2 separate regions of the Homo sapiens genome follow, and region 2 is linked to region 1. A link is an interaction called in ENCODE POLR2A ChIA-PET data of the cell type or tissue named here. Cell type or tissue: PC-3. All regions are shown on one strand. Links, peaks and the distances in the headings refer to the core of each region. The heading gives the core; the rest is flanking DNA. Region 1 holds the start of LOC400212 (a long non-coding RNA gene). Region 2 overlaps NIN (ninein).

What was found. Peaks named below come from ENCODE experiments on the same cell type or tissue, not always from the same donor. Only the 100,000 strongest peaks of a DNase experiment are listed, where the experiment ranks them.
Region 2: POLR2A ChIA-PET joins it to region 1 with 11 read pairs; 1 of 35 experiments calls an interaction of 5 or more read pairs at or near these places.

The regions. Positions count from the first base shown.
Region 1 is chr14:50,959,714-50,964,104 of GRCh38, forward strand. It overlaps LOC400212 (a long non-coding RNA gene), which reads right to left and starts at 2,614. Exons shown (of 4, transcript NR_170195.1): 1 at 1,933-2,614. RefSeq lists a silencer at 2,198-2,492. In PC-3, for the core only: no CTCF peak of the experiment used is centred there; a DNase peak (open chromatin) is centred at 2,358; H3K4me3 peaks cover 475 bases; H3K27ac peaks cover 921 bases.
Region 2 is chr14:50,782,484-50,786,874 of GRCh38, forward strand. All of the region lies in intron 5 of NIN (ninein), which reads right to left. Among named protein-coding and RNA genes, the nearest start is that of NIN, 46 kb to the right of the region's middle. In PC-3, for the core only: no CTCF peak of the experiment used is centred there; no DNase peak of the experiment used is centred there; H3K27ac peaks cover 516 bases.

The DNA.
Region 1 (4,391 bases), core at 292-4,291:
TGGTTTACTGTGCCTAGACTGTTTGTACAAACAATATGGTTTATGCTGAATACCACTGTCCTGCTGGAAGTCTGAAATTTTATATGTGCTAGGCAGAGGGTTTCTATGACCAGTCCCCAATAAAAACCGTAGGCTCTGTTAAGTGCATCCTGTGCCATTTTACTGGGAGGACCCTGGAAGCTTATGTCTGGTTTCCTTTGGGCTTTGCCCCATGTGCTGATTTTGCTTTGTAGCTGATTTTGCTTTGTATCTGATTTTGCTTTTGCTGGTTTTGCTTTGTGTCCTCTCGCTGCAAGAAACTGTAACTGTGAATACATTTACTTCTGAGTCCTTTGAATCCTTCTAGCAAATCACTAAACATGAGGGTGGTCTTGGGGGCCCTTGAAATGATGACCCACTAGGAAATTAAGTTACCAGATGAGTCATTACCTCTACTTTCACAAAGGCCCTTAGGATAAAGTTGGGCATATAACTCTTTGAGTAGGAGAAATATTAGAGGAAATGTGTTGTTTGGGCATTGGTTTATTCACAATCAACTCTGCCCATATTGGCTTACTCACCAATCCCCAAATCACTTAGTCTCAATCATACAAGCACTTTTCACTTAAGACTGACACTGGTTTAGGCTGGGCGCAGTGGCTCATGCCTGTAATCCCAGCACTTTGGGAGGCTAAGGCTGGCAGATCATGAGGTCAGGAGTTCGAGACCAGCCTGGCCAACATGGGGAAACCCCGTGTCTACTAAAAATACAAAAATTAGCCGGGCGTGGTGGTGCACACCTGTAGTTCCAACTACTCAGGAGGCTGAGGCGGAAGAATCGCTTGAACCCAGGAGGCGGAGGTTGCAGGTGAGCCGAGATCGCACCACTGTACTCCAGCCTGGGTGACAGAGCCAGATTCCATCTAAAAATAAATAAATTAATAAATAAAATTAAAAAAAGACTGACATTGGTCTATATAAATTAAAGAAGCCTTTTCAAAAACTTGGCAAGGAGGGAGGTAAGGGAAGAGAATAATCTCACAGAGCAGGAAATGCCTTAAAATTGGATATCAGACATCCTTGCACCCAAAGTCCATTAGACAAACACTGTCCAAGGGAATTCATTACTGGCTGTTTCTTTCCTTGGGTCTTACTCTGCTTCCATGTTTCTGCTGACCATTGTTTTGGAGCAGAATGGCTTTTACCATGTCCTCTTGTCTTGAGAACTCCAACTGCAATCTCTGAGCTTGGCAGGAGCAAAAAGGAGTACCTTAAAATGAAACCAACCAGGCCGGGTGCAGTGGCTCACGCCTGTAATCCAAGCACTTTGGGAGGCAGAGGCGAGTGGCTCGCTTGAGCCCAGGAGTTCAAGACCAGCCTGACCAACATGGTGAAACCCCGTCTCTACTAAAAATACAAAAAAATGAGCTGAGTGTGGTGGTGGGCACCTATAATCCCAGTTGCTCAGGAGGTTGAGGTACCAGAATCACTTGAACCTGGGAGGCAGAGGTTGCAATGAGCCAAGATTGCGCCACTGCACTCCAGCCTGGGCGACAGAGCGAGACTCTGTCTCAAAAAAAAAAGAAAAAGAAAGAAGAAAACAACCAGCCTCCATTGCCAGATGCTATCTGCACAAAGATGAATTACTGCACAGAAAAATTTAGTTCCACATTATCTCAGTCATCTCTGCTGAGCTGGGCTGGAGTTTTCCTTTTGCATAATCAGAGGTTCCATTAAAACATTTTAAAAACAAAAGCAGGCAGGGAGAAGAAAATAAGCAGTTTTTTTTCTGAAAACACCCTTCTGGTGTTCTCAATGCAGCAATGGCTGGAACTTAAAAATTCCCATCCTTCTAGCCATTTTACTCTCAACTCCCCTCTTTTGTTCTGCTACACCGAGAAGCATAATTTTTGTCCTCAAGAATGTGAGCAAAATGCCCTGAACATGGCTGACCTTTGAAGATCTTGCATTTCAGCCCTCAGATGCAGCAGGCACGGTGTATCCACTTCCTCCAGCCATGGTGTCACGGAGAGGGACAGTCTTCACTGGATATGAAAAGAGAAGGCAGGGTGCCCTCTTGGCTGCAACAGATATTCTCATAGCTGCCTGGGTATTATTTTGTGCAGGTCTACATTTCTGAGCTGGCTGCTGATACTGGAGTGACCCAAGCTCCCTTTTCTCTCCTTCCCAGGTGACCATGCTTCTCTGTCCCAGAGGGTGCAGCCTGTTTATTTCAACAAATTCCCTTTGCACACAGTTCTGTTTTGCAGTCCAGTCTCCTTTATGCTGACATTGATCTAAATGCTTTTTAGGCACTAGTAGGGACATAAGTGACTTTATTTTAAATGCTAATCTGCTGACTAACCCCAAGTCTGGGAATGCCTCCAAAATGTCTAGGTGATGTATTACTGTTTATGTAGGAACAGTTATTCATTGTAAGTTTCCCTCAAAACAACCCTTGATAATGTTGTAGAAATCATAGGCTGTGATGCTTATAGCCACCTACATATTCCTTCCAGAGTATAGATACTTTTTCCTCAAGATACACATCCTGGGTCTGGGCGATTGCAGTGCAGAGATTTACCTGTCTTGTAGCCAGCTGCCTAAGACCAAGCTTCTGTTTGTAAGTTCCCCCCAATAAATCAATTTATTTTATTTTTATTTTTTGAGACAGAGTCTCACTTCATCACCCAGGCTGGAGAGCAGTGGTGCGATCTCAGCTCACTGCCACCTCCGCCTCCTAGGTTCAAGCAATTCTCCTGCTTCAGCCTTCTGAGTAGCTGGGACTACAGGCACATGCCATCATGCCCGGCTAATTTTTTTATCTTTATAGAGATGGGGTTTCCCCATGTTGGCCATGCTGGTCTCAAACTCCTGACCTCAAGTGATCTGCCCACCTCGGCCTCCCAAAGTGCTGGATTACAGGCATGAGCCACCATACCCAGCCCCCAATAAATCACTTTATATCAACAGACTGAATTTGTCTGCCTCATTCTTTGGTGTCTTGGCTCCTTTGGCATTTGGGGTCCACTTTGCATTTATGACCCTTTCATGTATGCCCTGTCAAGTGGTTGACAGGATTTCTAATGCTATTGAAACTTCTAAATTTTAAGAAGCTCAAATGGGTTTCTTAGTGGGAAGTTGTAAGAAATTGTATTAGAGATTATTACCTTGATCAGCAATGGCCTGAACATTGAAGACTGGGAGATTTAATTGAGGAAACAGAAAAGAGATTGAGCTGAGGATGGCTCTGGAGGCATGGGGTAAGCTGCAGTATCGGAAGCTTTCCACACTTCGGATACTGTATTCCTGGTGAGAATTTTCGGGCACAGAAAGTAAAGTGAGGGGGTGCCAGAGAGGCACCTGGCTTACTTGAGAGCTTTGCCTGAGGTTGGCCTTGTTCACTGTCCTCCAGGACACTTGGTGGGGACTAAGACCCTACTCAGAAGAGTCTCTTTTATACCATCTTGGTGATCCTCTGGGAGGGCCAGGGCCAGCTTGCAGGGAGACCAGTTCTCTATCAAAATTTCTTCAGGTCCTGGACATAAACCATTTCAATCTATTCCAGCAAATGGGGGAGAAAGACTGACTTCCCTCTCCTCCAAAGCCACTCTTTGATCCCAGTTGATAACATCTTCTTTAAGCCATACATGCCAGTGTAGTGAGCAGATGGAGCTGAGAAGCATTGCTCAGTATTTAGTATTAGAGGTGTGTGCATGGGCAGTTGTGGTTGGTTTGTTCACGTGCACATGGAACAGCTTACAGGGAACAATAGGTGCATGGAGTCATATTGAAGAAGACATGGTCTCTGCCTCCAGGTAATGCATATTCACATAAATTACTGCTAAACACAATTTAAAACTTGAAAATCATTCAAATCTATGTTTGAGGACCCACAAAATACACACAAAACTGGAATTTTAATTTGTTACTCCAAATCCCAAGTGGAACAGCTTTGCATATGAGGACGGAAGGGATGGAGCAGCTCGCTGGGGAATGTGTGGATTCGTGCTTCTCTGCTATGTGGAAAGTATGGTTAAGAGTGAAGGCCCCAGGGCTGGGTATGGTGGCTCACTCCCGTAATCCCAGCACTTTGGGAGGCTGAGGTGGGCGAATCACCTGAGGTCAGGAGTTCGAGACCAGCCTGGCCAGCATGGCGAAAACCTGTCTCTACTAAAAATACAAAAATTAGTTGGGCATGATGGCGGGTGTCTGTGGTCCCAGCTACTTGGTAGGCTGAGGCAGGAGAACTGCTTGAATGCTTGAACCTGGGAGGTGGAGGTTGCAGTGAGCTGAGATCGCGCCACTGCACTCTGGCCTGAGCGACGGAGTAAGACTCTGCCTCAAAAAAAAAAAAAAAAAAAAAAAAGAGTGAAGGCCCTAGAACCGACATGTAAGGGTTTAAATTCCAG
Region 2 (4,391 bases), core at 286-4,285, 180 kb before region 1:
TTAAATGAAAGACCATTACAAAAATGCTATCTATCCTATGATTACCACCAGCAAAAATATTTATACAATTAGACAAAGGCTGGAAGGAAATAGAGATAATAAAAACAGATGCATATTGGTTGAAGGACTATGGGAAACAATTTTCTTTTATTATTTTACTGTTATAAATGTTGTTTATGCAACAGAAATAGGTACAACTCTCACTATTTATTTGCCCACTAAATTCTCACTAAATTTATTTCCTGTGACTTGGGGGTGGGATAAAGGGAAGCTCCCTCCTTTTGGTAAATATTGCTCTGCAGCATCTCCCCCATATTATGACAGATGAGGCGGTTTGGTGGGAAGCCCAGGTGCTGCTCAGGCTGGTGAATGTTGGATGCCAATGCCTCCTAAAGTGGCAAGATCAGAGACACTCGACTGAGATCTGCCTTGTGGACTGAGACCATCTCAAACAGACATTCTTGAGACAGTCCAACCCAAAAGCGTCGTCAGATACGGCACAGCCTTCGAAAGCCCAGGCAGCATCCTCATCTTCGATGATTTCACACAAAATCTTAAGGCAAGTGGGGGTGGGGGTTAGGGGAGAAGGATAGTTTAAACATGGTTTTTGTTTGTTTCTACTTTTAAGACGGAGTCTCACTCTGTTCTGCAGCCTCAACCTCCCACGCTCAGGTGATCCTCCGGCCCTCCCCGCTGACCCACCTACAGATGCCTGCTACCACGCCCGGCTCATTTTTGTATTTTTTTTTTTTTGTAGAGATGGGGTTTTGCCATGTTGCCCAGGCTGGTCTCAAATTCCTGGGCTCAAGTGATCCACCCACCTCGGCCTCCCAAAGTGTTGGGATTACAAGTGTTAGCCACTGCACCCAGCCAGTTTAAACATGTTTTAAAGTCTTCTGGGAGTAGCAGTATCCCAAGAATTCCCCCTAGGACCCTTTGTAAGAAACACAGATCCAGCCAGGACCACCCTGTTAAAAGGAGAAGCAGGCTTATGCTAATGGCTACATTTTCATTCCAAGACCACCTCAGTTAGAGATGGGGCTTACCACACAGATAGGAGGTATTCTGTGCTTCCTTCTACCTAGTCTCCACCAAGGTTCTGTTCCCTTAATAAGAGGGAGAAAAGCACAGGGTGGCTGAGCATTTGTTATTAAATTGCTATTTCAGGGGGGTGGGTGGGGGAAGATTCAATTCATTCACAGCTCATTTATTTTCATTCTCACTGCCTGGAGCCAGTAGTTCCAATTAAAAAGCAGGGAGAGAAGGAGGGGAAGGCAGGTTAGAAGGCTAGGGGGATTAAATCATTCAGTTACTGGAACGCCACCAGTAAAGGGAGGCATCATTCTGGAAAAGGGTCCTTTAATTGCTGATGACTTACCCAGCACAGTGGAAGCCTGGCAGGTGGCCTGTAGACACAGATCTGCCATGAGCACTAGAAGGACGATTATCACAAAAATCTTTGGAAAAGTAGGGGGGAAAGCGAGGAACAATGGCTGAGATGTGTTCACAAGACTGAATTCATGAGATAAGATTTATTTCTTCCCTTGAAATATACGTAACCTCTCATTGGAGAAAGAATGGATATTAATAAACATAAAACTCATCCTGTGGGACTTCAGATTCTCCCTACTCTGGAGGCACAGTTGTAGACAGATAACTGTAGAACACTGTCTGGGTTGTTTGGCTCTGCCACTTTCTGTGACCCCTCAGTACCTTACAACGTGAGGAGGACACTCCAGTGCACCCAAAGGGACATGGAGTCATATGCTTGGCACTTAGGAAACCTTAGCTATTGTTATTATTTCAGTCAGAAAAATGATGTGGTTAGGGGTTTAGACTGCAGAACCATACTCGAGTTCAATTTCCGCTCTACTACTTACTCGTGGTGTGACCTTGGCCAAGTTACTTACCCTCTGTGTGCCTCAGTTTCCTCATGAGTACATGAATAACAACACGTACCTCTGATGGTGTGCTTCACATTTGGAAAGCACTTACAACAGTGCCCATTAAGTGCCAAGCATTTGTTAATAAATATTACAATGACTATTCTTACTACTTGGATGTGTAAAACTAGAACAAGGGCAGAAAAAACAGCAGACAGACTAGTGCCAGCTTTAAAGAACAAACCCAGAAGAGACTCTCTTTAAAATCTACAGCCTTGATATGTTAATTGGCTTGATTTAGTTATTTCACAATGTATCCATATATCAAAACATCATGTTGTACACTGTAAACGTACATAACTTTTGTAATTATACCTTAATAAAGCTAAGGAAATCCCCAGAACTACAGCTATGAGCATGATGATTGTGATGAAGCAGTGAACTTCCAATTCAACTTAGGATCAGGGCTTCCCCTGGGGCCCCTCCCTGCAGACAGTGTCCCCTAGGCAGCCACGGCTCGCAGAGGCTGCCTTGTCCTTCCTCATTACTATGCCAGTGTACTGGCCAACAGCCCCATTGAGAGTAGGCAGAGGGGAGAAGGTCAGAGGTTGTCCGGCCCCAAAATGGCTGCTCACAAGACAGTCCCCAACCCCTCAGGCAGACAAAAGGAGTCCCCCCAAACCCACTCTGTGGGCCGTGCATCTCAATGTCATGCTGGCCATTGTAGCCAGCTCTTGAGTTGTCCTACAGCTGGACAAGGGTGCCCTGCACACAGCGGCTGCACAGGCGGCACCGATTTCTGGAATGCTTTCTTTGGAGGGACACCTGCTTTGCTGGACTGCAGAGCAGATGGCCAGAGCCTCCTGGATCTCCAGCTTCCAGCCCCAACGCCGGGCCAGCATCTGCAGCCTGTGGTCCTGGTGTGGCCCCTGCCCACAATAGCCCAGCCGCCACCCCCACCAGCCATCTGCTCCAGCGCAGACCTTTGCGCCCCGCAGAATGTACGGCTAATTAAAACCATTATGGGGGCAGACACCGGGGCATTCTTACCCAGCAGAGGTTGCTGAGCTGATCTCAGCAGCCTCAGAGCCTGGAGTAGAGTTGTGGTTTTTTGTTTTTGTTTTTGTTTTTTGGAAAGGAAAAAGCCCTGTAAACCCAGAGAGAAGAGGAAGGAAATGTACTAGAGTAACATAGCTCCCCAAACAAACTGAGCTGTAGTGTGCATTTAGAAGAGCAGCACATGTAGCTAAGCACAGGAAGTCTCTGAAAACACCAGAAATCAGTTTAAGGAGAGTGCTCATGAAAGAAACTTTAAGACTTTTAAAAAATACAGCATCTATGGCGTATTTCACTAACAGTCCTAAGTATTTATAAAGCCTGTGCTCTGAGCTGGGTAGTGGAAGCTGAGTGCGCCCGGCAGGGCTGGCTATTGTTTCTGCAGGGACACACTTCCTGGGACTGTGGTTCATTTTCCACTATGCCACCTTTGAAGGCAAAGGCAATGGAGAGCCTGACAGCCCAGCTCCCAGTCTCTCCATTCTGAACTCCCGGACAAGCTCCTAAGGCCAGGGTTGTCACGACCAGAATGCAAATCAGTGCCTTTATCTTTAAAGGCAATTAAGTGCTACAAGTGCATGCGGGGGATGACAGGAATTAACACGATTTTTAAACGCACACACATTTAGATGAGACCTGCTACACTGAAGGCTAAAAAAGCCTTTGGTACTGCTGGTCCAAGGAAATGCTGAATTTAAGAGTTTGGGCCTTAAGCCTCTTCTCCTACCAAGGCTGGGGACTAGTTTTGGTTCACTGGATTTTAAAGTCCTTAAAGGAAAGAGATTTTAAAAAATACCTTTCCTGCTCCTCAGAGCTGCTAAGTAACGAATACTACTTTTCTGTTGGAAAATATTTAATGATATGTAGGACAGAAAATGTTACTGTCATCATGAACATTAATTCTTGACTTCTTGTCTGTTTTAGTTTCTAGTTAGAAGATAAATATTAGAAATTGTTGATCTGGAAGGAGGTGGGGGTGGGGTCTGGTCTCCAAGACAATTCCCGCTGGGATCAAGTCAGGAAGGCTCACCAGGACACTAAAGCCTAAAAGTATGTGTCAGAAAAAGAGACATTTTATAAGCTTTGAAGGAGCTTCTTTCTATCACTTTCAAGTGATCTACAATTGCATCTTTAATGAATGTTTCATCTCTGGGAATAGCCGGATGATCTGATAAGACTTAAGACAATGAAGGAAAAGAATGGAATTCCATTAAAAAAAAAAAAGTCCATCCTGAAGACATCATAGCCTTTGGTAGAATAAATGGCATCAGCAATAAAACTGTTTGCTTTGTCAAAGACTGGAACAGAAAATTTAACAAGGGAGTAACAGGAAAATAGGTGCATTTCAGCTACAAAAGATCTTAGCAGAACTTCTCTTGGTTATTAAGTTTACTCCAGAATTAAATATTGACTCTGTACGATGTAAATGAATAATTCATAAACTGCAAAGTT